Regions from separate parts of the Mus musculus genome. Here region 2 is linked to region 1. A link is a loop called in an ENCODE intact Hi-C map of the cell type or tissue named here. Cell type or tissue: heart. All regions are shown on one strand. Links, peaks and the distances in the headings refer to the core of each region. The heading gives the core; the rest is flanking DNA. Region 1 overlaps Nedd9 (neural precursor cell expressed, developmentally down-regulated gene 9). Region 2 holds the start of Gm32401 (a long non-coding RNA gene).

Evidence for each region. Hi-C counts contacts between places; a loop is a spot of excess contacts. Peaks named below come from ENCODE experiments on the same cell type or tissue, not always from the same donor. Only the 100,000 strongest peaks of a DNase experiment are listed, where the experiment ranks them.
Region 2: it touches region 1 in a loop (2.2-fold over the local background); 2 of 42 quality-filtered maps call a loop at or near these places.

Annotation. Positions count from the first base shown.
Region 1 is chr13:41,327,599-41,343,927 of GRCm38, reverse strand. Nedd9 (neural precursor cell expressed, developmentally down-regulated gene 9) reads left to right here. Exons shown (of 7, transcript NM_017464.5): 2 at 4,908-5,351. Among named protein-coding and RNA genes, the nearest start is that of Nedd9, 23 kb to the left of the region's middle. In heart, for the core only: a CTCF peak has its summit at 8,529; DNase peaks (open chromatin) are centred at 6,337, 7,437 and 9,117; H3K4me3 peaks cover 271 bases; H3K27ac peaks cover 3,433 bases.
Region 2 is chr13:41,471,765-41,488,093 of GRCm38, reverse strand. It overlaps Gm32401 (a long non-coding RNA gene), which reads right to left and starts at 1,183. Exons shown (of 8, transcript XR_873291.2): 1 at 876-1,183. It also overlaps a transcript of Nedd9 not described here. In heart, for the core only: a CTCF peak has its summit at 7,869; a DNase peak (open chromatin) is centred at 11,653; H3K27me3 peaks cover 1,738 bases.

The DNA.
Region 1 (16,329 bases), core at 4,549-12,548:
GAAACGTGGAGAGAGGAGATTTATTCAACATGGCCACACTGGAGAAAAGAACAACAGAAGGGTCCAGTGAGCCCCAAGGCCCTCTTCTAGAGCACTGGCATGGAGCTGAAATGTAAACAGAGTCTACCCTGTTGGGGCCCTTTCTATCAACTGCACCATCATGGTCTGTCCCCAGTCTCTCCTGCATGACAGTCTGACAACTTGGTAACCTTGTGAAATCTCTACCCGGGAGGCAAGTTCCTCCTCTGACTGGCACCAGGGGGTGTACTTCCCTCCCCTCAGCATGAGATTCCTGGGGGAAATACCAATTTCTTAGGGTCCACTATCTCAATAGTCCTTTAGCCAAAATGAGGATCACAAGTGTGGCCTCGGAATATTGTCCCTCCTCCCAGGAGCCTGGAAACTGGAGGCCCTAACTCTCCCCACCCCACCCCCACCCCCACCCCCACCCCAGTCCTAAAGTCTTCTTACCAGGTGACTTTACAAATCATTAACTTTTTGAACCTCCCTTCTCTTAGTTGTCAAGTGGAAGAGGTGGACTCTTAACTCCTTGAAGATCCTTCTGGCTTTCAAGTTGTGCACCCTGCACCAACCCGACTTTCTGCCTTTGTAACTGCCAATCTGCAGCAGCTTGGCATCCAGCTGGGTGTAGAGTTACCCAGCTTGCTCACTTATCTCTCCTTGATTTGTTTCTGTGTTGGCTTTCCCTCCCCCTAGAGATAAATATCCAAGGGGCTGGGGGTTGAGAAAGAGTAGATCTTGAATAGACAACTTCTAGCCTCTCCCTGTGTTTTCTTAGATGTTCAGATAAGAGCTTCTGACTTTGGGGCCTCAGGGAATCACAGCTTTCCTATAAAGGAGAGACCACCTCCCAATCCCCCACCACCCCCACCACCTTCCAATCCCCTCCCCCAGCACACACACACTTTTGCAGCAGGAATTAACTCTTGATTGGCCTCCTCATGACTTACTGTCCTTTGGAGATAGAGCCCTATGTTCTGTCTTTTATCTTTTTTACTGGACCCTTGACCTCTCACCAGGTAAACATACAGAAGCCACACCTCTTATCTGAGACTTTCTAAATTTACTTTTATTTTCCATGTGTAATGGAAGTTCTGTCTGCACGTATATCTTTGCACTGCCTTCATACCTAGTGTCATCAGAAGCCAAAAGAGGGCATTGGATCCCCTGGAACTGGAGTTACAGATGGCTATGAGCTGCCATGTGGGAACTGGGAATCAAACCCAGGTCTTCTGGAAGAGGAACAAGGGTTCTTAACTACTGAGTGAGTTCTCTAGCCCTGGGATTGTTTCTTGATTGAGCACCAAGAAGGGAGAGATAGGTAGGAAGTCTGAAGTCAAGGACCACCCAAAAAAATTAAATAAAAGCCCACAATGGCTTGCTAAGTGTCTGGCAGTCTGTATATCTTTACTTGGATTCACGTATTTTTATTCTTGTGACAAACTCACAGTTGTACCGAGCCACAACTCTGTTCTTACCCTAGGGATGAGGAAGGTAGGATATCCAAAAGGAGAGCCCTAAGAACACACTTGGGACTGCAAACCCCAAAGGATGCATTTATTCCATAAAATGGGGTGAAGGTAAGGTTACCCTCAGAACCTTCTGATATGCTGGAATGGAGCCCAGCCCAGGCACTGATCTGAAAGCTAAGCTAGCATCCCAGAGAGGGAAGTCAACCCAGTAAACCCAAGTTCTCCTTCCAGCTCTGATACCCAGATGTGGCCCTTGAAGAAACAATGGCTTGAGCTCACCAGATCTGGGTCCTCATCTTCAAAGCAGAACTACAGGTTCACGAGCTCACAGGCTTTCTACAGGGGCTGTATAGGAGAGTGACTAACTATATGCACATCAGCTGTCTTTAGATAACATAGAGATTAAAGAACTCAATCTCACTTAGTCAAGGCTGATGTGTACCGGGGTATGAATGGATGTCAGCCTGGCCTGGGGGTGGGGGTGGAGCAGTGTGAGGTCCTTGCTCCCCAACCGCTGGGTCAAGTTCTTTCTAAATCCCATTTTCTCTGTCTGTTGTGAGAAGACCGGAGAGATGTTGTGGGCAAGGAGGCAGGAGAATTCACCAGATGTGCCCACTTTTGAATGGTTGAGGGGACTCTGGGGCTATCCTAGGAACTTCCCTTAGGCTCCTGTGCAGGCATGAGCCTGCAGCTAAACAGGCGGTGGGAAGGTCACTGGGACAGAAGACAAAACATATCTAGCAGACTCACCCGGGGATTTGTATCTGTGTCTAATCAAGCATGGCGCAACACTCCACTCAGTACCTCACGGTGTTCCAGACCCTGGAAGAGGCCCAACAGCGAACGCCTCCAGCTGATTGCGGTCGATTGAGCTGCAGTCCTTTGCCCGTCTGCTGTCTTCTCTTGCTTCTCTTTCTTTTCTTTGAAGCCTGTTTGATTGCATAGCTATCAGTCTTCTGGTCCCATAGGGTTGCCCCCAACTTGATCACTTCTGATTCTGTGTAGGGACTTCCTTTGCTACCATCCCCTGTTCTTGAATGGGCCCAGACCAGAGTCAGCTCTTCCATCTAAGCTCTGAAATCGGAATCCTACGGAGTCCCTTCCCTGAGGTCATTTGATACAAAAAGGACCAGAGTCTTGTCCTCTTTAAACCTATGACCCCTTTTTACAGTGATAGAACACTCAAAGGATGGGGAGAAACAGAGATCTAAGCATCCTGGCACATTCTTTAATGGCTCTAAAAACTAAGCAAGCATGTGGCCTGACTTTATCGTTGTATTTGTGAGTTTTTCAGCGTTAGAAGGAATCCAGTGTTTCCTAGTATACAACTGCTAAGTAAAACCTTCACCTAACACAAAAGCTCCGAATTCCCTTCTAGCTAATCTCAAACAGATCGCATCTACCAGTGATTTCAGCTTTATCCTAAGTTCCCTGGGGGACGGCTATTTGTGGCTCTAATCTCTCTTCCTAAAATTAGGTATTCATGATAAAAGATGATTGGCTAGCTGCAGAGGTATGTACCTGTAGTCCCAGCACTTAGGAGGCTGAGGCAGGAGGATTTCTTATGTCCAGCCTGCCGGGGCAGTATAGCAAGTGTGTGTGTGTGTGTGTGTGTGTGTGTGTGTATACATATATATGTTTAAAGTGTATGTCTTTAAAGTATGTATGCTTAAAGAAAAAGAAGACTTGGGAGTAGTTGACCAAGGCAAGACACAATGAAAACATATACCATGGTTTTGTTGTTGCTTCGGGGGGGGGGGGTTGCAGGAGGGGGGGGATGAGGAAGGAAAGTTAATTGGGTAGTGTGATATGAGAAGGATCTAAGAAAACTTGGAAAAATATGAGCAAAATATATAGTATGAAAGAAATTTAAAATAATTTAAAATGTAATGAAAACAAAATAAATTTTGTATTATCACTTCAAAAAACACAAAGCAGTGAGTGGAACTGGACTTCCTCCAGCCTCGCGACCAGAAGCAGACCCCTCCTCTCATACACAGCCCCTCCCCAGAAGAGTGCGCCTCACACTGCGAGGCCTGTGGTTTCAGGCAGAGTCCAGGGGCAGGAGATGATTAATGCATGTCCGTCTTAAAGAAATGAAAAGCATGAGATTGGAAGATGAAGTCCACATTTCTGGAGAGGAAAGCGGAGGCAAGAGTCCAAAGAAAAGCAGCCCCGAAGTCCACAAATATGCGATGGTGTGAAATAAAGTCCCAAGCATACTCCGGCCAAGCGGCAGTCCTTCGCTCCGCAAATGACTCCTCGCCACAGTGACATTAAGTGCATCCAGACGCTCGAGTGACACATGAGAGGGGTCACATTTAGTTTTTCCGATGCTTGCGCTGGGTTCCCTATGTTCCCCCCACTTGTCTGCACTCTGGGAAAGGGGCAGGCGTGCGGGACTGGCTGCCAGTATGCCGAGAATCTTCAGAGCCTTTGAAAGCCTTCCAGGAATGTCAGCGCAGACTGCCTGCCCACTCTCTGCTCAATGCCTACTTTAGCTGTCTGCCGAGGACTAAATGTGCCAGACAGGCCTTCATACAAAGACAGAGAGTGTTCTGAGTCCATGAAAGGAAGGCACAGCCTTTCAGATGTGAATGGCGAGATTTAAGTAGGTGACTACGTGGTGGCCTACTGGGAAAGGAAGGGCCCTCAGAGAGGTGCAAGAGAGACCCAGCCTATGAACCAATGTATTCCTGCCGAGTACCTCTCCACGGTGGGATCTGTCTAGACAGACTGCTATCACACTGTGTCCCTGCTTGATTACTGTAGCCTATCCCTATGCTTTCGCACGTAGATTCTTCCTGCATCCAAGGCCTCCTTAATCATAAAAGATATGGTAGGCTCTGCCAAGGCACAATTATGTGTATGTACTTCTAGTTACATTGCAATGATGAATAAAATTTCTGTTTGTAGTATGTGTCATTTAGAATTTTCTTTGACTCATTTGGGGGCGGGGTCTAGAATATATAGAAGCATTGTGGCGTATGAGCAGCTTTTTCTTTTCTTTTTTCTTTTTTAGTATTGAGGGCAGCTCACTGTGGCGCCTGAACAGCTTGGAACATTCTTCCCGTCCAGCTGACTTTGAAAAGTTAGAAAAATGCTTTGCCCAGTGACCCCTTCCTAACTCGTTAGCAATGCCAGCCCAGCTCCTTGGCAAAGCACCCAGCACTGGAGGGAAATCTCTTCTGTTTTGTGCTTTTTGGAGGAGTCCATCTGATGTCACTGGTGGAAGACACAGTGTGGCTGTGGCTATCTTTTGTCTGAACCCTCTAAGTTCCTTCTGACAGGCTAGTGTTCATATTTCTTCTCTATTTCCAGGAACTGTGCCTGTCCCTAAAAGTGTGGGTTGTATAAGTGCTAAAAAGACAGACCTAACACTCTAACCCTGTTCCTCTCTTCTTCCCTTCCCAGAATCTTATGGCAAGGGCCTTGTATGACAACGTCCCTGAGTGTGCTGAGGAGCTGGCCTTCCGCAAGGGAGACATCTTAACTGTCATAGAGCAGAACACAGGAGGGCTTGAGGGATGGTGGCTGTGTTCCCTCCACGGTCGCCAAGGCATTGTCCCAGGGAACCGGGTGAAGCTTCTGATTGGTCCAGTGCAAGAGACCCCCGGTCATGAGCAGCCTACTCCTGGACCTATGCATCAGACCTTTGGCCAACAGAAACTCTATCAAGTGCCAAATTCCCAGGCAGCATCTCGGGATACCATCTACCAAGTGCCACCCTCCTACCAGAATCAGGGAATTTACCAAGTACCCACTGGCCATGGCACTCCAGAACAAGATGTATATCAAGTACCACCATCAGTTCAGAGGAACATTGGCGGCACTAATGGACCCCTTCTAAGCAAAAAGGTAAGTGATGAACTAGAATGTTGTTCTTTCTTTTATGCCACTCATTGTAGTTAGAATAATAGAGGCAACCCCCCAAAAAAATACTTAGAAATTGCCCCAAAGCAAACATACTAAATGGCTTACCCCAGACATCTTTATTACATCAAATTTCCATTAATCCGTCAACAGCAATTTTTATTATGAGACAGAGTCTCACTGTGTATATCCCAGGCTGTGTTTGAACTTGAGATCCTTTTACCTCAGACTCCCGAGTGCTGGGATTACAGGCATGCGTTATCATACCAGCAACACAACTTCGTTGAATGACCATGTGCCTACATACCATTGACTAACAGCCAGTCTAAGTGGTATTTCATTCTGGATCCAGTTTGAGCATACAATCGTGTCTCTTCAGTCAGGTGATGAGTCTGCTAGACCTGGATCCTGTGTGTAAATGGTTTGTAGTCTTATCGACCTCTTCCTTGAGTAGTGTAGCCCCCGTCATTACTGTGGATCCTTCTCCCTGGGCCAAAAGCTAAGTCATGAATCAGTCATCTGGCTGGGCAAAGAATCAAAGGAAAGTAGAGGAAATTAAAAGGTTGAAAATACATCCTATCTACCAGCTTGTTCTTAGAGCTTTGGGCTTAAAGATTGATTTATTCAAAATACACAGATACTAGTAGGTTTAGAATTGATTCATTTCTTGTAGTAATGTCCAAGTAGACACAGCAGAGTTTAGATACTTAGGAAAATGCCAAGTTTAAAAAAAAAAAAGAAAGAAACATATGATGTATTCATCAGCTTTTTATCACCATTACTGAATCCTTGAGACAGCTACCTTCATAAAGAGACAATATTTATTGCTTAATCTCTCAGTTTTGATAGTCCCAGAGCCTGCCTCTGGCATTAGATCAGTTGTGGCAAAGGCCAGCTGTCATCACCTCTTTTGGTAGGCACTCTCCCGATCACCTCAGACCTGCCATTAGCAGGGGGTGTGGAATACTCAGACCATCCCCAAACCACATGGCTAGGGAGCACCACAGGACTAGGGAGCACCACAGGACTAGGGAGTACCACATGTTAGAGTCTCAACCCAGAACAATTTGAGTTGAGTAGAAATGCATTCCTTAATCGGTGAATATTGAGCATCTTTTGTAGTTTTGATACTTGTGTGATACAGTGGTAAACTAAAGACTAAATAGAGCTCTCAGAGCAGTTACGATGCAGTGAGGGAACAGTACAATACCAGGTAAGGTGTGTGTGTGTGTGTGTGTGTGTGTGTGTGTGTGTGTGCCAGGAAGAGAATCTTGACACTTACTTACAGGGCAATGGCTAAGCCAACAATGATGGGTTTTTGTGCCCATTAAAAGGGAAGGCTTTCCTCTTTCATTTGTCAGAAAGTCCCAATGGTTCCTTCAAGGCTTGCTAGTAAGAATAGACTAATTTTATACAATGAGAAAATATCTCCAGATTATCCAGATTATAAGAGTAAGGGTAAAGTTGGACACCAGAAAGAGCTTGAGACTCTATGGACACAAAATATAGATGAATTTACAAATCTATGTTGTGTCAAATAGTATTTGCTAGCATGATACTTTTTTCTAAGTACGTCTTTTTTAAAAGAGTTATCATTTTTGTTTTATGTTTATGAGTGTATTGCCTGTGTATATGTATGTGCACCGCATATATGCCTGGTACCCAAGGAAGCCAGAAGAGGGAGTTGGGTTCCCCGGAACTGGAGTTAAGGACAGTGGTAAGCCACCTGTGTGGCTTCTGTAAGAAGTCTCTTACCAATGAGCCATCTCTCCAGTCCTTGGAACCTCTATTTATTTTCCCAAGGGGCCAGGGGAAGAAAGATTTATTCTTGAATTCCTCAACAATGAATTCATTTTCTAATCATCTATTATACATATGTGTGTTTTTAACAAAAACACATCTCAAGGGCACACAATCCAAGTTCTGTCTGATAGGAGAAATTCTCTGAGAAGTGGTGAAGGGCTTTCCCACTTAAGTTCACTCCCCAGGACAGGGATCCTGGCTACAGGCCATCGACAGAGCATGTGACCTTGCAAAGCCCTTCTCGCCCCAGTGATTTCAGCTCCTGAGGGAGTGCCAAGCCTGGCCTCTGTCCCCCAGAGAGGAAAAGAACAGTTGGAAGGTGTAACTATAAATAAGTAACTCTCATTCTTAGTCTCGGTGGCTTGAGCAACTTAAAAATAGTTCTCCCTCGTCTGAGCTGGTTCGAGGCAGACAGAGGAGGCCAGTACGGGAAGTGCTTGGCTGAAAGGTAGAGGGACCTTACTCTTGTCATAGTTTATTTTGGCAGGAAGGTGACATGTTTTCCTTTGACTCAACCTTTTCAGTTCCATGTCTGGGAAGCCTGATGCTTCAGACCCCTCGTTCCCCCCTTGCTTGTGTTATAGCTGATGGCGTTCTTCCCCTTGGCTCTCTCCTGGTCTCCACTGATGTCAGGGGCTGAGGCCCTCAGGTGGCTCGGGTCCCTCCGCATACTGTTTCCTTCTGTGACTTCTGCACCTCAGAGCCTTCTGTGTTTAGCAAAGGGCAGGCCAGCCCTGAAGTAATAAGCCAACCTTTAACAAGCCCTGCCAGCCCTTATGCAGTGCAGACCAAACAAGACACTCCCATCACCTGAAGCTTGCACAGCTGGCAGGGGCTGCCTAGTACGGACTAAAGCTAGAAAGGACAGGGAAGGTGACCCTAGCCCTTCCCTGCCATGCACCAGGGTCCTCTGTAACAAACCCTGTGAGTGAGTCTTCGCGCCATTGAGAGTTCAGGTTTCCTGCTTCCAGTCCCTTCTTCCTTTTCTTTCCCTCCCTCGTTCACCGCTCTTCTTCCTTCTCCTTTGTCCACTCCTCCTCTCCCTTCCTCTCCTCATCTCTCCTTCCTTTTATCCCCTCGCTTCCCCATACCCTCCTCTCCTTCTTGTTCACCCACTTTCCTCCCTCTCCTTCCCACTTCCCTTCCTGATTTTCTCCATTTCCTCCTCTCTCTCTCTTCCCCTCTCCTCTCTCCCTCCTTTCTTTCTTGTTAAATTTTCTTTCCTGATGGAGGTGGTGGCAAGGGTCACCTCTTACATGACTGTAACCTCCCAGGCAGTAATAACTGCTTTAAGAATTTGGCCACTGGGGCTGAAGAGATGGCTCAGTGGTTAAGAGCACAGATTGCTCTTCCAGAGGTCCTGAGTTCAATTCCCAGCAGTCACATGGTGGCTCACAACTGTCTGCACCGAGATGTGATGCCCTCTTCTGAAGATAGCAACAGTGTATTCATATATAAAAATAAATTTAAAAATTTTTTTAAAAATTTAATTTGACCACCAAATCCCTTGCTGTAGTATAGTAACTCCCAGTGGACAGGAATCCTAATGACTTAAGTCAGACCCCAATCTCAGTGGCCAAGAGAACAGATGTGGGTTTTGTCAGTAGTTATTGTTTCTTATCTTAGAAGTTTTGCCGGCTTGCTAAATAACTAACTCATTTTCTCTTCTAACTTCCTGTCTGTAAACAGTGACAAACTAAGGCCTGGATGAGTGTCCCCAGTAGCTCTAGCTATGGTTTCTAAAAGCTGTCTAAGGAAAATGAGGACTCAGTGGTAACTTGTTCTGAGCTTGAAGAATTGAATGAGCTAGTCACCCAGAAAGGGAGGGACATCAAGTCAGCTGTGGGTTCCCAGGTCCACCTCACAGCCCTTCCTTTCGTGGGTCTAAGAGAGGAGGCCCAGGAGCCTACCACTCTTTGCTTAGTTCATCAGAAGTTGGCCCAGGACCATACTTAGAGAATCACTAAAGAGAGACAATGGCCGGCTTGGATGTGTTCCAGTCTGACTGTGATCGGGACTTTCCATAGTTCAGAACTCGCCCGAGTTGTTACAGTGTGGACTTCAGACATTTCATCCCATACACCACTGTGTCCCAATGAATTACTTAAAAAAAAAAATTACAGCATGAATTCTGCCTTCTGCCTTCCCTTTCTGCTCTCCTGGAAACTCCAGCTTCCACCCACCCTCCTGCACCCCGGATCCATATTAACCGACAGCCAGAATTAGCTGCCTGCAGAATGCGGATAGGGATCACACGTGCACCCTCTGTGAAGCAAGGAGACCAGGAGCCCTGTGGACAGAGCAAGGCTTCAGTTAGTCTGCCTCCTACCACAGTTTTGTGGCTCCCTGGGCTCAGCAAATTACAGGTGTCCTCTCAGACCCTGCCCCTTTGCTTGTGAAGTGGGAATAAGCCCATTTACCACAAAGGGCTGTCGGGAAAACTAAATGGACTCGGAGGCAGAAAGCTCCTGCATTGCACTTACCATCGTGGGATGATCCTCTCTCTTGCCTTTCTCCTTTCTCAAGAGTTTTGTTTGGGTTTGGGTTTTGTTTGTTTTGGACAAAGCCTCAAGTGACCCCAGCTGCCTTCAAACTCCCTAAGTAGCTGATAATGACCTTGATTTTCTGATCCTCCCGGCGCTGGGATAACAGGTGTCTTAAGCACACACGCCCAGTTTTCAAAGTTCATGCGGAGTCTATGGACCTTGTGCGTTTCTCAGTATATGCTGAGTATGTGCGTACTTCATTCTCAGCCAATGTGCTGAACCCTCTGAGTGCACAGGTCTCTTCTGGAAAGAGTGGTAAAGAATCAAGGTTATCTGGAAATCTTGCAGACGGGCACCTTTTCCTAGTTTCATTTGTCTTCACTCTGAGTCTTATATGTAGGGCTGTTTCACACATCGGGCATTGCAGGCAGAGTGCCTAGGGCCTGGGCAAAAGTTTGAAAGCTGAATCAAAACAAAAGAAAACTCCGAGCCGCAGAGTATGAAGCATAAGTGCAGGATAGAAATTAATCAACACATAGACAAATGCTTAGGAAGGAGACTCACGCGAGGCTCATCAGTTATATGTGGGATTCAAGACAGTTCCATTCCATTTGGAAAACAGTTTGTGAGTTAGAGCTTTCTCACTCTGCAGAGACTTGTAAATATGTGTTGAGATCGCCAAGAGCTCTCAGACAATTCTAAATTAAGTATGTTACTCATAGTCAAATAATTTGAAAAGCTGAATTTTTTTTAAAGTTTTCAGTCTTTAAAAAGGGAAAATTCTACTTAAAATATGAGAGTTGGATTTGAGTTGGAGAGCCCAAAAGCCTGCAAGTCAAAAGCCTACAAAGGTCTGAAACCAGACTACTTCTCTACTTCAGTGATCTCAGACTTCCAAGGGACACACCCAAGCTGCATGGGGAGCAATTTTGATTATTCTTTTCTTTTCTTAAATGTATTTATTTATTCACTTTACAACCCAATATCAGCCCTTCCTCTCCTCCCAGCTAATTATTCTTTAAAAAAAACTATTTATTTAATTTGGTTTCTTTTAAAAAAAAAACATATATTTATTTTCTCTGTGTGTGTGTGTGTGTGTGTGTGTGTGTGTGATAGCAATGTACCATGGATGTCAGAGAACAGCTCAAGCGGAGTGGCTCTCTCCTGCCAGGAGGGTCCCTGAGATTAAACTAAGGTCTTTAGGCTTGATGGCAAGCACCTTCACCCACAGAGCCAGCTTGTCAGCCTTGATGGTTGTTCTTTAGCGTTAGCTTGGACCCTAACCAACAGGATTTTATGTGCCCTGACTCCTTCTGAAGATTAATTTGGAGCTACCTTCTGACTCTAGGAAGCCAGGAGCCACGGTACCCACTTCTGCCGTAGATCAATCTTGCAGCTAAGAACCCACACACAGATCAGCATGGTGAAGGAATGAACAAAGTGGGAGCAAGGAACAAAGGGGTAATGCTCAGTTCACCTCAAACTACCAATGGTGATTCCGAGCTGCTCACTCAGCCAGTCTCCTCCTGCCCACACCTTCCCCAACAGCTCCTGATAGACAACAGAACAGAGCTTCCTACCACGAGGGTCCTGCAAGGGCACCACTTATTAACTGTCCTTAAATAGTAACTGGATACCAAAGCAAATAATGATTGATGTGAATTTCGGCTTTCCGGATCGGGGTATGACTCTGTAAAAGAGCACTTGTCTAGCACACATGAGACCCTAGATTTCATTTAAGCCAGGCACGGTGGCATGTGCGTGTAATCCCAGCTCTCAGGGAACAGAGGTACGTATTGGGAGTTGCCTGACTTCTCCCCCCCCCCCCCCGCCCCAGTATAGACTGCAAAACTGGTAAACTCTTTCATTGTCTCCTAGAGGGAAAACATATACTTGGTATAGTGGTTCTCAGAGCAGCCTCTGTGGGTTCTATGAGACCTACAATCCCTTCCCTCCTATATTGTGTTTTCAAACCATCCGTCTCTTAAAACTCATCTCCAGTCTAAAGCTTTCTCTTGGCAACCCAGTATTCTCTTCCCATTTTCTGGTCCCATCGTATGTGCATACCTCACTGATGCCATGGAGCTCATGGGTCCATTGGAAATGGGATAAGCTGCTGTCATGGCCTTGGCTGGGGTGCGCACCGTTTGGTGGTGGCTACTTAGAATACTTAAGTATTGTTGAGCTCGGCCAAGCCCTGTGGCATCATCTCTAAGGTGGGCAATTCCAAAACAGGGCATAGACAAATGCTGGCAGGAAGTGACTCAAAGGCTTTTAGGCAGGTCTTCCAGGCTGGTTCCTGAAAGGTAGCAGAAGATCCTGAAACTTATGCTGCCTCTGCCTTCTTAGACACTGAATCATCACAGCGCACATGTACATGCACATACACACAGACACCCATGGCTGCTGCCATGGGAACCAGAGACTTCCCTTGTTGGCATGTGAAGCCTTTTGAAATCAGTTGACCATAACAACCTCAGATACCAGCCACCTAACTGCTATAGATATTAAGCAATATTATTTTTGTCTACTAACAAGGAAAAAAATAGATTTAGAGGAAATTAGAGTTGCCGGAAATGACAAACTCTGACTTTTCACCTCCCTTTTCTTTGTTCCCTGTTGTCTGTGTGTCTCTTTGTTTTTCTCTGCCTTTCTGTTCTCTATGCTCTCCCCATCTCTATCTCCCATATATACAACTTAAAAAGTTAATTCCAGGGCAGAGGACACCCCCCCCCCAGTTTTTTCTTATGTAAACTCAATGAAGTACAATTACGTCCCAAAATTGTAGATTTCTATATGAAAATAAACCTAATAAATATATCTAACTGTCTAGTTTGTAAAACTGTCCAAAGAACTGAGATGTCACCTAAATGTCCCCCCTGAAAAGTCAAGGTACATTTTATATCTTCCACAGCCTTGGAGGTCCCCAAGCAGTGAAGGGAGGGACTTGCTAAGCTTACCCTGACCTGAAAGGCACTGTTCCCAGACAGTCACCCACGCCAAGGGAATGAGCAAACCCTCACACCTCCTTAACTGAACAAAGGTCCTCTTTGTTTGGTCAACACCAACGTCTTCAGATTTCAGCCACAGTCTGTCATAAAGCTCATAGATAATGCATATTTCTGAGGGGGCGTTTGTAACTTGTCACTCACCCTTACCAAGGCAACAGAGGTTAGTTAGCCTTCCCCTCCCACTGATTGCAAAGTAAGTGACTGCTTATCACAGTGAGTGAGAGGCAGCCTGCCACAGGACACCCCACTGCATGGATAATACTTTCTGAAGGAGGGAGGGCAGGAACACTGCTTGTCTTATTTAATGATAAAACTTGTTGGATCATCTTATGTGAATCCGTCTCAAAGACACAAGAGAAAGGGAGAAGACCAACTCGCCAGAGTGCATTCTACAAAATTCGGGGCTGGAAAATGTCAGAGGCCAAAAACACTCTGTTCTAAGTAGCAGTACCTTAGTCATTGTGTCAGGGTTACAGCCAGCAGGCATGCCCGACCTTTGATGTTGTGAAACGTCAGTGCCATCTACAAGTGTCTTGGGCCACACTCGTGGCTATCCTGGGATACACTCAGCTCGCAGATTGCAGTTTGCACATGGCTGGTACTAGAGGTGTCCCCATCTGTGTGAGAAGTCCAGGTGGTTCACACGTAAGACAGTGGATTCCTCTGCAGTCTCTGTTAACTTCTGGAGAGATCTCTTCAAAAGAACCTCTGAGTCTGAAACAGGGTGGTGATGTTGCTCCATCTTATTCTGCAGTGATGCTTCAAATCTGAAGCATAGAAATGACCTTAAAATGCCTCTGAGCCTCTGCTCCATTTTGAGGGCATTATAATGACTGTGTCACCTGACCCTCCTGGCAGAAAGCGACGTGCATACTATAGCTTTCCTTCCCCTCACAAAGGAAAGGAGGACTGAGGCCTGAGATTAATCTACCAGAGTGAACTCACTGCCTCTCACAAGAGACAGGCCTGCTATTGAGCTCATATCTGTCTGACTCCAACGCTAATGGCTTCTACATCCCAGCTCATAGGTGCCATTGCCAGCCCTAACCTAAGAGGGCACATTGACTTTGTTAGCAATCCCAGCTCACCACAATCCTGGGTGCTAAGGAGCATGGTGTTAGCCAGGAAGAATTCATGTTGCTGCGGAAGGCTCCCCCATCTCACATCCACATAGTACCCAAAGAGCTGAGAGAGCCTAGCCACAGATATTCCAGCCACTCGGAAATACTTCCAAAGCACTCATCTGGGAGATGCCAGACCTGTGGTACTGCAGGCAATATGGCCATGTGGACTTCTTCTTAAATGATATTGCTGTTCTAAAAGTTCATGTAATCTCCAAGACTAGACTAGAAAGAAAGGGACCCACCAAAGCACAAGATACCTAATTTGCAAGCTACATCTATTGTATATGGAAGTTGCTTTCTTTGAGAGTATTTCCTTCTAAATGTCTAAAAAGAACTGCATGGCACGTGTCACTGATTCAGGAAATAGGCCTCTGAAAGAAGAATTGTAAGTGCCAACTGTAGCTCCCACTCGCTCCTCTGATGACGTACCTTCCCATACTCCAGCTCCCTCGACTGTGAAATGGCCACTGAAACTGGATTCCCTCTAATGGTCTTTGCCAACATTTTACGATCCAGATATCCTTATCAGATTCTTTCCCACAATAGCTTGAAAGATTTCATTAAATGACCTACCTTCAACCCTCGTCTTAAAAACTCCAACTTGACCCCTAAACATGGACAGTTTGTCCCCTACCCTTCTTTAGAGCCCAGCTTGCCTTTGCCATCCACAGCCGCTGTGTACAAGAAGAACATCTAGAAGCTGGCAAGGGCAGATGAAGGCACAGATATTGTTCCCAAGAGAAGTCCTAGGAAATTCTTCATTTGGAGAATTCCCCTCTGTGCTCTATCATCAAGACAGGCAAGCTCTTCTGCCTTGCCATTTTTCTACCATCTTTCCCTGTAAAAAGCCTCATGGTCTAGGCAGAGAGATGGGCCTGGTGCCTCGAGGCATGGCAGCCACCCTCAGAACTGGCACCAATGTTTGCCATTCGTGCCATTTGCCCCATCAGCCATTATATTCGTCCTCCCACTGAGCTGTGAGAGATCACCTACTCAAAGAGAAGCAATACCCACAGGCATTCGGGTCCCAGACTACTTCTCTGTCACCTCCCATCCACAGCTCAGCAGGGCAGTCTTAGGCGTCTTTCTAAATCTAGAGTAGATGCAATGGGCATGGTCCCATTGAATTTATTCAGATACTAAAAGAGCCCAGAGGCCTGTTCCTTTATGGTTTCATTCAAAGGAACATTTCAGTCAACTGAAAGAGATATTTAAAAGAAAAATGGCTTTCAATACCTAATTGTCACAGCCTGCATTCAGCTTTGTCCCATGAAAGACCTTGGTCACTTGGGGAACCCAGATGTCATTTCCCACCAAGGTTTGATGTTCTGTGCGTCTTGCTGCTCTTTGGTGCTTGGTCAGTCCATAGCTAAATATTGCTTTAGTGCTCACTATACAAAGAGCTTCCTGATAGCAGCAGGGGAGACATGTTAGGGGCTTAACAATTGGGGTACTGTTTCCATTGAGTGGTTTGCCACACAAAGCTGTGTCATATGAATGTGACCCAAGGGAGCAGTTTCACTCCTGAACCTTCCCTTTGCCTTTGCCTCAAGTGGAGGGAGAGATGGGCTGTGATCTGGACAGCTTGCAAAAAAAAGTTTAGCTCCAGCATAAAAATCAACTATCAAATGTCCTTGAAGGAAAGTAAGTCGTGTCCCCAAAATAGAGTGAAAAAATGTCTCCATTGAATGCAAGAGAAGCATCAGGATGGGTTGAGCCTAGAGATAGCTTGGAAGGGAGTTTTTTTTTAAAGCCAGACTGAGTTTTCATTATATTGTTGCTATGCAAGTAAACAAGTGAGCTCACTGCTGCACCCAAGCTGGACAGAGAGAGAATTTATAGAGAATTAATAAATCCAGGGTAGACAATGTGTAGCTTTTCCTCTTCTCATAGAAGTGCAAGACATGATCTTGGATTTCAAATAGGCAGCCCACTGTAGCTCTCAGTTGCTGAAAACTGAGTCCCCGTCCTAGTGGGCTGGCAATGGTAGTGGTGATATTTCTATTCCTAGGGTTTTCTTGTAAAAAGGGAAGAGGGTAAATTGCTCATTTAAGACAAAGGGTTATTATGAAACCCAGTGAAGGCAGTGGTGTCTCTGCTAGAGCTTTTTCGTTTTTATTATTTCATTTGAATGAAATGGTTTCTATCTAATAAGCAGTTTTAGAAATCAAAACAGTCTTGTTAATGTAGGAAACCCAAAGAAAGGTAGTATAAATAAATCAAGGGAGGGGGGGGTGGTTAGAGGGGCAGGGAGCAGTCTAACTGTATTTCCCACCAGAGCCAAAGCAAAGCAATAGACGCTCGTCATGTGACACGCTTGCTCATTAGACCATCTCAGGCCTTGTTAAGGGCAAGGCTGTCTGTGGGTCTGTTGCTGTAGTGACATGTCCTAACCTCTCGTTAGCGCCTGTTGTGCTCTCTGAGCCGAGTATTTCCTGAGTTGCCTAGTTCTGGTGAAAGCCTTAGGGTAGGACAGCAAAACAGCAAAGCCTGGTTATTCACCTTCCTGCTCTGTTGCATCGTGGTCAGGAGTTTAGGC
Region 2 (16,329 bases), core at 4,360-12,359, 140 kb before region 1:
ATTCAATACTCAGAACACTCCACAATGTTTCCTGTTGCTCAGAAGAGGACACTGAGGCACAAAAGCGTGCAACATAAAACATGACTGATCCAGTGGCTCACTTACCTGCTGCTTAGAAGTAGAGAAGAAGAAAAGGGGTTAGGACCAGGTGGCTTTCCACTTCCCTCCCACTGGTTCAAGTGTTTTTATTCTTACTTCATTGTAAGTTGGAGGTTCTCCAGTGAGGATATAGCCCCTAAGTCATTGCCTACTATATGCCACAAATACCATAAGTACTTACTATATGTCAGAATGTCCCATGTCAATTTACAGTAGAAACCTTCAGAACAAATGTAGTCCATATAAACAACAACAAAAAAATACCAAACCAAATGGCTTTTTAAATAGCCTATATTTTCCTGCAATGCAACTCCAAAAGGCCACTTCAAGTGAATTTAAACTCAACGTCAAGATCACTCCTGTTTCAAACCACAGAAAAGATTACAGAAAAGAAATAGTTTTGCTACCTACTCAAAATTATAACATCTTCTCAACTTATTGGACAGTCTGACAGAGAAAGAGAAGTAGAAAAATGAGGAGGGAGAAGGAGGACAAAGAGGGGGAAGAGGAGGAGGGATGAAGAAGAGGAGGAGGGGGAAGAGCAGGAGGAGAGGGAGGAGGTGGTGGCAGCAGTACAGAGCGGAAATGAATTGAGACAACATCGCCTCTCAGCAACCGGAAGGAAAAACCCCACACATGCACAGGCCACGAACATCCGACGGGTGTGGTTGCTCAGTAGAGAAGAGCTGTCAGCTGCCCTTAGATGCAAGGAGGGGATCTGCAGAGAGAGAAGCATAAGGACACAGAGGGACGAGTTCCCATCCCTGCCTGCCTACCTAGAAGAGATCAGGGTGTCCAGGGTCACAAGATGGTCTGTCCACTGCGGTTCTGCGTTCAGGTGAGTGCCAGCCCCTTGCTGTGGCTTGGGGTGAGGGTAGGGCTGGCATGCATTCAGATTCTTACTTCCTGTGTTGGTGTCAGACATCCGGCCATGTCTCCAGTTAACACCCCTTAACAGTGGAAGGGAGGGTTCAGCCTGCCCTGGAGGCAGTTTGACCTGGAGCAGACCTGGAGTGGCTGTTTCTAGGTCATAAAGAGTCTGATGATTTCTACCGTTTAAACCTTCCTATTTCAGTGCTGCTTGGTGTGTATGTATAGGGCTCCTCCCTTCGTGATGTCTTCACAGAACTTACCCTGAAGGAGATAAAGCTCTTTGATTATTTCGGTCCTTTAAGCATAGATTACAGTTGTTTGTGTCGTTTGTGGGGGGCGGGGCTAGAAATTGTGACTGCAAGAGTCCTGCCATATGTCATCAGTAAGTTAATTTATATGACAACTATCTAGAGAGTGCTCACAATTGCCAGCCCTATTTTAAGTCAAAACCTAGACAGGAACGAGCTTATATAGCAGGAGAGAAGTAGACATTAATTAATTCAAGGAAGGAAGATTTGCTTTCTTCTATACTTCAAAGTTCTTTTCCTGGGTAGTCTGTGAATTAGCTTGGCCTATTAGCCAGAGAAAATAGATTTAATTATATGTTACATAAAGCTAGAAGACTCAGAGCATCAGACAGGTGACTGAGGCTCATGTATAATCAGTCCTTAACTGCAGGGAGCAATCTAGGGGTCTGGATTTCTAGCAGGTGCTGGGTCAATAACATGGCAATGGAGACAAGCCTGCATGTCCTTGATGTCCTGGAGAATGCCATTTGCAATGACAGGAAGGCGATGTTAACTCAGACGCACCAGGTACCTTCTCCATGGGTTAGAATCTCTATGGAAGATGATTAACATCTTCCTGGTGCGGACAATGACACGCACTCATAAATGAGATTTTTTTAAAAGTTGTAGTTTCTTATATGAACAAGCAAGTGTCAATGGTTCCATATCTGTGATTTCTTAAAATAACCCCTTAAAATATACAACATGTCATAGGGGCATATTTTAGATGGCATATTTTGGTGGATTCCTACAGTCACCTTTTTGAGGTATTGTGTTCTGAACCCCAAATGTGATGAAGGCCAGAATATATTCTGGGAAAAAATGAACCTTCCTTGGAATCAGTAAGGGTCCATAAAAAGCATGGAGATAAAAACTGGATTAAAAAGGAGGGGTTCAAGTAGCAGTCGGGGGGCAGAGAGATCAGCCACACAAAGCTCCGAGAAGAGAGATCTGCCGTCAAATGAAGAGAGCACAGAGAGATGGAAAAGACAAGATTGAGCAGGAATGGGGAAACGGGGAGGCAGCGTTTAAGATGGTGTAAGCAACAGTTCTCAATCCCTTTAGGGGTTCAAACAACCCTTTCACAGGGTCATAGCATATCAGATATCCTGCATATCAGATATTTACAATATGATTCATAGCAGTAGCAAAATTCCAGTTATGAAGTAGCACCCAACTCAATTTTATGGTTGGGGATCACTACAACATGAGAAACTGCATTAAAGGGTCACAGCATTAAGGAAGCTTGAGATCCGCTGCTGTAGGCGCTCTAGGGTATCTGTGTGGTACAGCCTCTTGCTCCTGCAGCTATGATGAACAAATTAACACAAAATTACAGCAAGCACTAGAGATTGTATCAAGGGGTTGCAGGGAACAAGGAAGGCTGCTGCTGGGGTCATGTGGTAGAATATTTTGCAGTCAAATTGTATTGTAACAATGAGCCTTCCAATGATAAAAATGTACGGGATAGTCATTGCCTAAACCAGCAGCAGGTAGGTGACTTGTTATTATCAGGTACCACGTACTGCACTCAGGTTGGGTATGCCAGGCTTGGATCTGATTGGCAGTTGACTCACTCAGTCCCTCTCTGCACAGATGAAAAATGTGGTATAGGATGGCATGGTGACTGTGATCTAACCAGGAGCAAGACTTTTTCAGCTCCACCAGAATGTGATGAGACAGGATTGTATACTTAGCCCATCACTGACAAACATTATTCAGCACATGACTACTATCCAGTGGCCAACTGCCCTTGACTTGAGGCGTTTTGGTTCTGAGATCTCTCCTATCTATTCAAGGGATGCAGTCGTGGGTAGGGGTGGGTGGCACTCATCACCCATCTGGTGTCATTCCGGAAAGAGAGCACATGAACAACCTCAGGAAAAGCTCCTTGTGACATGCATGACACATTTCTCCAAAAGGACATATCCTGCTACAGATGCTGCCTTTCCTTTGCTGGTGATCTGTCCCCCCCCCCCCCCCCCCCACAAATCACCCGGATGAAATTTCTAGTGTGGAACATAGCATCGTTTTACATGGTACAAGATAGCAGCTTGGGTCTGAATCCAGTTGAGTCATATAAAAATTTTTATTTTGCCATTTCATTGTTTTGGTCTATTGATTTTAGTCTCAGCAACAATTTTCAGTGTGTATCAGCATGATCTGTGAGGCCTCATTCAAAAATGTTATCCCTGACCCATCTCTCTCTTTCTTTCTCTGTCTCTCTATCTCTGTCTCTCTGTCTCTGACTCTCTCTCATATGCTGTCTATTTATGGATAGATAAATAGACAGATGAGAACTGAGAAAAATAAAGACTTCACCCTGCCCAACCAATGCAGGTTTGAGGAAAGTACAGCTTTTGCTTTTTTTTTCATCCACTTCTCCATCACACAAAACCCATAAACCCTCAGTGAAGGGACCCACGTAAGTCCCTCCCTTCTCAAAGCCCAGGGCCTAGAGCAGCAGATCAGATCAGAAGTGCTGGTCACTTTGCTTGATGCTAGGGAGAGCCAGATCTCGTAAGGTGCTCTCTTGGGAGTTTCCCAGTGATGTGTTCTCTGCAGTTGCCTATCCCTGCTGCCCAGGGTGGCTGCTCTGCTACCACGCCATCATCCGACCGTATGGCCTGTGAAGCTCTCATAACCTTCCGACTACTTTCAATGACTCTGAATTCCCCACCCACAGCCTCATTTGCAGTGAGAGGAAACATGTAGAGGAAGCAAGACTGTGGGTAGCTCTGTGTGGCCCTGCCCTGAGAAGCAGAGTGGTGGGCCAGAGCCTTGGGTCACACCAAGGGACACGGCTTCAGCAAGCCATAGTCATGGACTGGCCAGAAGCTGTGGCTCCCTGCTGCTGCCCAGCATCACGAGAGCGGATCGGAACACACAGAGACAGGCCCAGGATCCACACTCAAAAGCCCAAGTGTGGTTTCTACTGAGTGTGCATCACTATTACCCCATAAGAGAGTTAAAAAGGCTTCATTTGGGCCTTTGTAAATTGAGGACCATCTTATATATACACAAGTATATCCAGAGTAAGGTACCTTTAGGATAGCCAAGTTGATGTATAAGATGATCTGTCTCAGATACTGTTTTGCTTTTCAGAAACTTGGTATTTTCACAGTTGTTGAGGGCCTAGTATGATTCGAGTAATGTTCTAGGTCCTGGGAATGTAGCATGAAGTTGGCAGACAAGCCCCATCCTCAAGCCAATCGTATATGGAGGCAGAATAGAAAGTCCAAGAAAAAGTAACTGAAGGATTTATGGTAAATTGCACACCTCCGAAAATACTGTGAGTTAGGCTAATGTCAATCTCATTTAAATTTTCCCTGTCAAAACAGATTAGAATATACTAAGAAAAGGAGCAAAGATTTTTTTTTTAACTTTACAGACTTTACTATCTATCAGGGGCAACAAATCTAAGGGACTTGATCATGGGAAACACATTCTAACACCTATACACAGCATGGTAACCATTATATAGCTTTCAGTGGTACTGGAACATATAACTCAGCTGTAGGGGACCAGGGCAGTGAACAAATTACATGCAATTGTATTCAAATTAAAATGGCAGAGTCATCTGTGAACACTTATTTCGTGTTCTTCACAATCTCTCTCTCTCTCTCTCTCTCTCATCATCATCATCAGCCAGTTAAGAGAACCACCTCAAAGTGACGGCTCTCAGAAGACAGAATCACTGGAGAGTGTGTGTAGGTTTCTCTGCATGGCTATTTATTTTATTACCCTCATTTCAGTGCATGTGTGTGTGTGTGTGTGTGTGTGTGTGTGTGTGTGTGTGTGTATAGAGAACGGGCATCAGAAATGGAGGCATTAGCCCATGTTCTTCAGAACTGGGAATCTATTTGCTTACAAGAGTGTGTCTGTGCTGCCCTGCTGTGAAATGACACATGTGACCATGGGCATGGAAACAGAACAAAAGAGGATCAGCCCTTCCTTAAGGAATGTAGCAGTCAGAGGCAGCAGGCCACCATCTGCTCTAGTTTAGACTGACCCCAAAGGTCCCTGTGTTAAAGGCATTCATTGTGCCACTGTGAAGGTGGAACCTGCAGGGGGTAAGGGTTATCGGAGGGAATTAGGTCACTGGATGCATGCCCCCTGAAGGGAAGTTGGGGACCCCAGGCATTCCTTTTGTCTCCTGACCATGAGGTTGGTGGTTTTCCTTGCCATATGCCCACACTATTAGATGCAGCCTTGTCATGGGCCCAAAGCAGCAGTGCGACTAAGCACGGGCAGTGCTGGTTACTTTTCTGATTGCTGTGGCAGAATACTGGACAGAAGCTTATGGTTCAAGAGAGGATGCAGGGCATTGGGGTGAAGGAGGTTTGGCATCAAATGTGTCTCTAGTTGAGGAGGCAAGGGTGTGACTGGTCACATTACATCTGTAGTGAGGAATCAGGGAGGTGAATGATGACATCAGCTGGCTTCCTCCTCTTCTCCCATTCTCTTCAGTCTTGTACCTCGGTCCACAGGGTGTGCACTTACATTCTGGCCGTGTCTTTTCTCCTTAGCTAAACTCAGAAAAGACTACCACAGGCAGACTCAAAGATATATCACAGGCAGACTCAAAGACACATCACAGGCACACACAAAGACACATCACAGGCTCATGCAAAAAATGTATCATAGGCACAAGCTAAGATATATCATAGGTGTACACAAAGATATATCACAGGCATATACTAAGATATATTACAGGCATACAAAACGATATATCACAGGCACATACTAAGATATATCAGTCACAAATGAAGATATATCATAAGCACATGCTAGATATATCACAGGTGCATCCTAAGATATGTTACAGGCACAAACAAAGATATGCCTTGTAGGTGATTCTAGTGAAGATTAGCCATCACAAGAACTGAAAACTCTGAAACCTGAGCCATAATAAACCTTTTTTTTTCTGTCCAGTTGGATGTCTGAAGCCTTTGGTTACAGCGATGGGAAGCTGAGGGGTGTTTCACCCCAAGGTTTCAGTCAGGGCTGGGAAGACCACAGGGGTGGAACTGCACACTGGCACACTTCAGAGTGGAATTTTAGTAAAGAAATCACGGTTAGGACAGACTGCTAATTATCTCCAATAAGTAACCCCTACTCTCAAGAATCTCTCCTAGTTGAGTGGCGCAGAGAACACATTTTGATGAGACAAAATCACATTGAAGACATACCTAATTATACAACTAAGTGAAAGAAGCTAGACTGAAGAAGCCCTGTAATGTGTGATTCCCAGATATGGGGCATTCTGGGAAAGGTGAAACCACCGAGAGATGAAAGCTCATTGGCTGATAATGGCTAGCGGGGAGAAGAAGGATGAGGGGACACAGAGGGCTTTAGAACAGGGCAGTGGCTTCATAGGATGCTACAGCTGTGAATGTTTGATGTTCTACACTTGAACAAACCAGAGTCCCCAACACTTGAGTATAATCCATGTACTCATTATTTGTCGATGTAGGTCAATCAGTCTAACAAATGCACAGGTATGGTGTGGGATGCTGACAGTGGGGAAGCTATGCACCAGTAGGGCAGAAACACATGGACATCTCCCTACGTTCCTTGCAGTTTTGCTCTCAGTCCCAGATTTCTATTATAAATAGCTTATATTTTTAAAGAGCTAAGCAGCCTCGTTGACATTCTCAACAGGGGCCAAGAACATACGTAATCAGGACCTAGCACTCATGCTTGGGCCCCTATTGTCCCAGCTGGTTTGGTTTGATGAGGTGCCTTGTTGTTTATTTGTTTGCACCAATGTGACACAAGCTAGAGGTATCTGAGAAGGAGAACAAAAGTTTGAGGAAATGCCCACACTAAATTCATATGTGGGCAAGCCTATGGTGCGTTCTCTTCATTGATGATTGATGTGGGAGTCTCCAACTCACTGTGGGCAGTGCTACCTCGGCCCTGGTGGTCCTAGGTGCTATAAGAAAGCAGGTTGAACAAGCCAGTGAGCGTCTGCTCCTGCCTCCAGGATCCTATCCCGTTTAAGTTCCAGCCCTGATTTTCCCAACAATGGAGTAAGATGTGGAAGTGTGAGCAGGAATGAACCCTTTTCTCTCTAACTTGCTTTTGGTCCTGGTGTTTTACAGCAGCAATAGAAACCTTAACTAAGGCATCTCTACCCAGAAAGACCCTTGGGAAAGAGCTGCAAAGCTTTATCCCTTGCTCACTTCACCTTGCCAAGGCAGCCTCCTATCACAGTGCCATTGTCACCCCATCACACACTCCTCTTGTAACCTATTTTTCCCAGCAGGAGACACAGTAAGCACCCACAGTCTGTTTCCTCTGGGCTGTCAGCAGTCCTATCCTTTTTCTCTATACATCAACATATAGGAAGTGCTGGAGTGAAGGAAGGAAGGAGCAAGTTACTGAGTGTGTGAGTGTCAGAAACTAGGTCTCTGAGACAGGGAAAAGGGCTCTCTGCTCTTAAGAACCAGTCCAAGGTAGCCTTGCTCCAATAGAACTCAGAGAGGAAAGCGTGAAGAAAGGGGGAGGGTAGAAACGGGGGGGGGGGGGGGGGGCGTGAGCGGAGCTGTGTGACCTTTAGGGGGCGCCTGTGAGAATGCAGGAAGACAGAGGTGGGGTCTGGGATCGCCCCCTTCTGCACCTCACCCTGGAGGCCAGGCAGTTGGCTGAACGTTGAGTGCACCTCTCTGTACAGTTGTGCACACTGTCGGCAGAGTTAGAATTTTCCTCGGGAGAAGCCAAGGTGGCCCTCCTCCGGTGCTGGAGAACAGCCTGATGGATAAACAAAGTTTCACCAAAGAATATCTTTGGATGGAACATTTTGCAGAGAAAATATTGCTGGCTGCTTGCTTTGACTTTCATGCAGCCTCTTACTCAAACCTGCCTAGCACCCAGGCCTGGCCTTCTCGGTTGCCCGGAGGGATCGGCTAGCAGAGAGCTCTGTCTCCTGAGCTGAGTTTCACACCTAGTACCCTGGAAGCGTTCCCCAAATACTTAGAGAGATGCTGGGCCTCTCTGTCTCGTGCTTTCTCTCTACTGGTTGTTTTTCTTTCTGAGTAGCATAGCAGGATGACTTGACCCTAGCACTCTACATCCTGGCATGGGCCTCTGTGGTGTGAAATGCAGATGCCAATGCCCATCAGTAGGGCACTAGTGAATTACACTTCTGCACTTCACTCTGGAGTAGAATCCCAAAGTGGCCCCATATGATGCTCGTTTCTTTTTAGATTTATTTATTTTATAGGTATGAGACTTTTGCCTGTGTATATGCATCTACACCATTTATGTGCCTGGTGCCTGTGGAGGTCACAAGAGGGGGTTGGATGCCCAAGAACTGGAATTATGGATGGTTGTAAGGTCCTTAAGCACCAGAACCAGACTTGGGTCCTCTGTAATAACATATCCTCGGATCCACTGAGCCATCTTTCCAGCCACACGAGGCCAGTTATTTTTAATGATCTTTTACATCTATAACTCTATGCCATAAAAGTCTAACAAAATGTAGAACCAGAAATCTTTAAAAGTGGGAAGGGATTACTATACAGGCTGATTTTATGCCACGGGCCTTGTCAATATTCTAAAATTTTCAAGTGAATTTGTCATTTTCATTACTAACAGCAGACTCGGGCATCCCTTAATATTATATTGACATGTGCGTATATTGGCACACATACTTACGTGTATCTGAGAATCTGTGATTGGAAGGAATGGAGAAGTATTAAGCTTTTGTGTTTTCTTAGTCACAATTCTATTGCTGTGAAGAGATATCACAGCCAAAGCAAACTCTTATAAAAGAAAGCATTTCATTGGAGGCTTGCTTTGGTTGTAAAGAATTAGTTGGAAATCATCATGGTGGAATTAATGGCGGTAGGGAAGGCAGGATACTGTAGAAGTAGCTGAGAGCTGCATCCTCATATGCAGGCAGGTTGTGTGTGTGTGTGTGTGTGTGTGTGTGTGTAAGAGCTGTGTGGAGGGAGGGAAGGAGACCTGACATGGACTTTTGAAACCTCAAACCCTACCCCCAGTGAAACAGTTCCTACAAGGCCATACCTACCCAGACAACCATCAACAGGGGACCAAATATTCAAATACATAAGCCTATAGGGACCATTCCTATTCAAACCCCCACCCATGTTAAGAACTGTTAAAACTTTATAGTAGGTCTCAGATCTTTATTGTTCGCTTCTCTTGTTCATTCGGTAACCAGTAATTGCCAAAATAGCACAGGAAGTGAACACATTTTCTAACCTTCATGAGAAGCAACAGCGTGCCTTCTGCCCGAGACGGCCCCTTTCTTAGCAGAATGGGAACAGTCACGAAGCAATTGGCAGCAGTGTACATTGAGATGTGATGGCTGGGGCTCAGAAGATGGACAGAACCACGAGAGCTGGAGTAACTGCTGGTGTGGTTAAGGAAGCCAGCAGCATCCCAGGTTCACATTGCACCTCTGCCACACCGCTGTCGTGCTCCCTGGAGCAAGTCGGTCTCTCGCCTGCAGAGGATGACAAGTCCACCTCACTGGGTAGTTTTAAATATGAGTTAATATACAAGCACACAAAAAGCACCTCCAACTAGATCCGAGACATGAAGATGCTGGTTTCGCATTACCTTGTGGGAGTAAGCGAAGACCTGGCAATGGAACTTAATAAAAGAAAAGGAGCTAGGTTGAGAGTGTGGCTTAGTTAGTAGAGTGCTAACCTACCATTCTCAAGACCCCCCACCCCCACCCCCTGCGAGATTCAATTGCCCAGAAGCGTATAAACCAAGCATGGTGATACGAGCCTGCAATCCTCGCACTCAGGAGGCAGAAGCAGGAGGGTCAGAAATTCAAAGTCATTCTCGGTTATATAGTAAGTTTCAGGTCAACCAGGGATACGTGAAAGAGATGCAAGTATTGTGTGTTTGTGTGTGTGGGGGGGAGGGGGAAGGGAGAGGGAGGGGAGGGGAGGGGGAGGGGGAGAGGGAGAGAGAACATTTAGTTCAACTCAGCCTCAGTAAACAAAAACAAGTGGTGTCTGAAGCTGCTGAGAGGAGGGGCTCTCAAAGCCATTTCACTCTCATATAGACCAACTTGTGGATCAGCCACTGGTCACCAAGCACATCCCGGGTCCCTGCAGTGTTCTGAGCCCTTGTGAGCCCAACACAAACATGATGACCACCAGCATCGACTTTTTCAAATGGATTCTAGTTAGAAACCTTCTGGGCTCATTGACTGTGGTGTTGGCATGCCCCCAGGTTGTAGTGTCTGCTGTGTGGTTCATGAATAAAGAGAAAGATTTGGCCTCGTAGACTTTCAACATTCACAGCTCCTTAAAAATATTGTGTCCATCAAGTGTGTCTGTTCCCTCATGTGCACGTGTATACATGCCATAACATGTGTGTGGAAGTCAGAGAATAACCTTTGGGTGTCAGTTTTCTCTTTTTACTATTTGAGGTTTGGGGCTTGAACTCAGTTCATCAGGCACCACGGTGCTAAGTGCTTTTGCCAACTGAGTCATCTGATCAACCCTCAACACGGACAACTCTTGTGTGCTAACGAAGAATGACGAGAATAAAAAGTGTTACTCAATTATGTTTATTATCTATAAATCCGACAGGTCTTCATTACTTTGTCCTTCTCAAATATAAATGTACGCTTCTGGCTCACCTCCATCCCCATCTGTCTCTCCCTCTCAAAGTGCAAACATTCACTAAGGACCAGAGGAAGGGCTTAGTGCCAGGCTGCCCATGAAGCCATTACTCTCATGGCTTCCCCTTGGCTAACGCCTTGCCTGTCTCACTCACCAAAATCCTAGGGAATTCACCCCCAAGAGTCAGCAGCTACTGCCTCTGACCTCACCTGGGAAAAGCCCTTGGAGAAGCCAAGCTGAAGATCTTCCTGAACTACTGAGAATCATGACAGAGATCCGAACCTCCCACCTCTCTGTGGGGCTCATATGCAGATGATGCCAAAAGAACTAGTAGCTACATTACAGAATTCTAGTGAGTCATTTGGTCAGTGGGTATCATACACACTTCAAAACACATTGCCATAGATGGAGCTGAGAGTCTGGCCTCCTGGGGAGAGCTAAAACTCAGACTGGATCATCGTAAGAATTTCCATGGGAAACCCTCTGAGAGAAAGCACAGCGACTTGCTAATTGTAGCTTACTCTAAATCTAAGGGCAATGTAGCACTTATGAAGAAAGATCAGAAGGTTTGAATGCCAGTCATTGGTGGGGGAATCTCTGAATATGGCAGGCCTGCCTGGTGGACTCCTTCAGTGAGGAGATCAGTCAAATTGTCTTTCTCTGAGATGCTTTCCAACAGTAAAAATTGTTAAACCATATTTGGCCTGGCTGTCTATTTCAAAAGTTCAACCTTATAATCACTTTCACAGGCGCCCCACACTGCCCCGCCTAGATTTCCAACATTTCCTTGATGCCGTGTGATTACAATGGAAAGGAATGCCATTCTTCTCCAGCCGCAGGGAAGTATTGGGCTTCCTTTGTCTCAGAAAATAGATGACTGCTTGTGTCAGAGACCTTGACCTAAATCTTAATTAATGCCCATGGCCTGTTTAGACCAGTGTGTGCAACTTAACCAGACAGTCCCAGGAGAAAGAATTAGTGATCACAGAAAGGAAAAGGTCTATATTTTCGATTGATCATTCATGGAATTTATTGCAATGCCCATTCTGCCTATAATTTAGCTTTATTAAGTTTGGCTCTTGGGGTAATACTTTCTTCTTAATGTTCAGTAGAGTGAAAACTTGGTTTCTGTTTTATTCTTAAATGTTCTGGTTAATCCTGGCTCTAATACACAGCATTAATTTAGCCAAAACATTGATTTAGCATGGCATGGTGGCTCCTGTCCAGTATTTTCAAATCTGACTTAGGAGGGCTTCTGCAAGTTCAGGTCTAGCCTGGGCTACATACTGAATTCTAGGCTATGCAAAACAAGAGTGAGACTCTGTCTCAAGACAAGAAAACAAAAATAATAGCTGCCAACATTAATATACTAATTATTGTAGTATTATTTATTATATATTATATACTAATTAATTAAATTAGCATATGTTCAGCTCATTAACCCCCATCGCTGTATTGAATTTTCACAGTGGACCTAGAGATTGTTGATTGTATTCTTCTCTTTGATGATAATGTGACCAAGGAGACTGCAGTGAGAGGCCATTTAGGTAACACTTTGGGCAGCTGATCAAATGATGTAGGTGTGACTAGAACCCAGGGCTTCTGGCTAAGGAAGAGTTCAGCCAATGACAAGGTACTACTTTTATCAGGGTCTGGGCATCATTTATATCTTCAGTGTGAAGACACTGGTTTTCTTTAGACTAACTCCCTTTTATTTTCAGTCAGGGAGGTCTTCCATGGCTGATATTCCACCTTTTCCCCCTGTATTGGCTACAAGAATTAACAGGCGTGGAAAGCTTCCCTATGTGTGAAGTATCCCTTGGAGACTGCTGGCTTTTCTTCCTAAATCCTACATCATTTGCCCCTCCCTTTTTGTCACTCGGCATGGTGAAGGTGTCTCCTCAAGTACCCATCATCCATAGATTTCCTCAAATTTACTTTATCAGAACTGGACTAGCAGCGATGGATTTGACCCCACTACTGTTAATCACTGTATCTCAAAGCTCCTGGACTTTCCATTCAAAGTCGTGATTTACAGCGTGAATGAGATCTGTTTTCTAGAAGAGAGAATTTCAAGGAGCAGACAGAGCTGAAGGCATCTGTCTTTACTCATCCCAGCTGCCTACCCCTCAGACAGCCTGGGTTATCAAAAGCCCATCTCTCACTACAGTGTCATCATTATCATCAACTCAATATGGGCCCTCACATAAAGACCTGCAACAGAACTAGTTTCCCTTTGGGGGGGAAAAAAAGCAAGGATAAGTCCTTGGGAGGCTGAGGTCATTTGGTTTTCCTCCATGGAAACAGGGTATCTCTTTATTAATCAGAAGGCTTAATCTGATTAATCAGAGGTAGGAGGGGAAATTGAGAAAAACCTGATTTCAGTAGACTGTACCTTTGTGGTAAGAAAGTGTGCCCAACTGTGAGTGGGCAATAGAAGATTTGGTCACCATAAACTGCCCCCTTTGAAATATCCAGCTTGTCACTTACTGCTCCTTACAGACCCGCTAAGCTGGGTACAGAAGTCAAGAGACAGGAAATTCAGGAATTTCTTATGTGTCAGAAAGAATCCGCCATAATAGATATCATTGCAAAATAAATAATCAGGGATTGGGAGGAGTTCCATACTATGGCTCTCCCTTTTCTTCAAAGTTGTTTTCATTTCTCAGGGGCATTCTATTGGCCAAGTGGGATATTCAGTGAGGAGGTGGAAGAGATTAGGGGTGTGCAGAATGACATAATAATAGGCCATCCGGTGCTCTGCATGTTTAAGCAAACAGACATTCTCTGATTCGCAGCCATCCTCTGAGGGAGGTAGCGTTCCTACAGCTGTAGAGTATACATAGGGGTTAAAAAAAAACCATTCTGCATGGGTCCATATACTGGTTAGGTCAAAGGCTTGTGTGTAGTATCTTAACCTCTTTGTGAGTTAGCTTTCTCACCGTTAAATAATAATAATGCTATGATTATTTAAATCACCTTATATAATAAGGCCATACACATGTGGGGAAGTACACGCTGAGGGACCACCCTGAGGTACAGTGACTGGTTGGAAAGTGCACAGGCTTCAGCATGCAGTTACACCTACAGTTAAGTCCTGCTATATCAAAAGGACACATGCCAGGATACACGAGCGAGGAGACCTGGCATCCTCTACTGGGAGTCCTGAGCTGAAGGACCATGCAGGATGCACGTGCCTCTTCCAGCAATGACTTATGTAGGATATGGAATGCTGACTACCCGAGAAGCTCATTAGAGACTCAGTGCCAGAGTATTGGTTGGGGCTGGTCATTTAGACAGTCTCTGTCTTAAACACCACAATCCCAGACTCCTGGGAGAAAAGCAGATTTTTGGTATAAAACACATTTTTTTTTGAACCCATAGCTGAGTATGTATGGAATGACAGGAGCCTTCTATGAGTCCCCAGATGTAAGCCAAGGGCCAGCCTTACAAGCAGGGCTTTCTGAAGACAGGGGTTTCAGGTCTCTCTGTGTTCATTGCCTCATTGGTTTGTTGGGAAATTAGATGAGTGTGCGCCCTTACGACACTACCTTATAGTTGAGAAACTCTGAAACCGTTTTAGTCATGACTAGTAAACACAACAGATCTATGGAGACTTTAAATTGCCACAGGGCCACACTTAACTAACTAGAACTCGAATTCTCATCTGTCTGACTAAAACCCACCCAACCATGCATCAACTTACTTCACTCTAACAAGAAAAAAAATGGCCTCCTTCTTCGAACCACCACGGAATGGAGTTGGTCGCAGACTCCCCTCTCAGGCTTTTAGTGGAAGGAGATTTTAAATATGAGTGATAGTGTTGAATGCATAGCTTTCTTGTGCTATAAGCAATATCACGTTGTGGTGCAGAGTCCTCATTGGTTAAACCTATTCAGAGTATGTCCTGGATTGATTTCTTTTTGCTCTGATAGCATCACAGCCTAAAGCAACTTGGAGGAGGAAAGGCTTACACGTCCAGGTACAATCCATCATTGAGGGATGTCTGGGAAAGAACCAAAGCAGAAAGCATGATGGGATGCTGCTTACTACTCGGCTTGCCCACTAACTCATGCTCAGCCAGCTTTCTTATACAACCCAGGACATCCTGCCCAGGCGTGGTATGATCCACATCAATCAACAGCAAGAAAATGTGCCACAGACATGTCTACAGCCTGTCTGATCCAGGCAATCTTCCAATTAAGACTCCCTCAGATGACTCTAAGCTGTGTCAAGTTGACAGCTGGAGCTAACTAGAAGAGAGTAAATCTATGGGCCACAACTTTAACGAACCAAGAAAGCATATTTTGGACTCTGTACCATCTTTCCTGCTCAGTTAGTGATGCTTTCTTGATGTCCCTTCCTTTTGAAAGTATGTATCACAGATGCCCCAAGAATTTCTATTAGTAAGATCTGGATAGTAGATCTTGCTGTGATAATCAGAAATCATTCAGCTATAAAGCATTTAGGCCTAAAAATTCCTTCTTCACTTCTTCCCCTGTGGAAGCCATCATCAATTTCACTTATTATGGAATGGCTTCTGTCTCATGTTTCTCCAGGTTTGAGGGCAGCAGAAATACCTGTCTTAGTCAGAGTCTCAAGAAAAACAGAACGGATAGAATAAATTACCTTTCCTCCCCTGCCTACATATATATATGGGACACACACACACACACACACACACACACACACAGGATTTATTAGAATGACTTACAAGCTGTGATTCGACAACAGCCATCTACCAGTGGAAGCCCAGGAATTCAGTAGCTGTTCAGTCCACGTCAGAATTCCAAAGGAGTGTGCTCTAATGTCAGTGAAGCAATGGACTTGCCAATAAGAGGGAGGGCAAGCAGGCAAAGAGAGAACTTCTTTTATATAAGCTACCATGGGAAGATGTGGCCCAGATTAAAGGTGGATCTCTCCACCTCAAAAGATTGGGATTAAAAGTGGGTTTTCCCCACTTCAGACAACTTAAGAAAAATTCTTCATAGGTGTGGCCAGATGCTTGGGTTTCTGCTAAATCCAGATAGAGTAAAATTGACATGCAAGAATAGCCACCACAGTATGCAACAGCTATCTTAAATGTATTCTAGGCTGTCCCACAGAAGTGTCCTCACTAAAACGATCACAGTCAATTGAGAGAGAACTTTTGATTAAGAGCCTAGGAAGCTAGAAAGAGGAAAAGGGCTAGAAGGAGCCTTTAGAAGGAAAGTTAAAACTTTTCTATAAGTTACTTCATTAATGGATCATTGATATCTGAACACAGAGTAGGAAAAAGCAACTTCAGATTAATAATTTAATGTTGCCATTGTTAATCGCTATGCAGCTATGTTTTTAATAAGCAGAGATTTTGTAAACCTCTTAGTCATTTTTATTTTTTAGAGTCTAGATTTATACATAGTGAATATTCAGTAAAAATCAGTTCCATCAACACACAAGCCTCAAAGCATTCATCT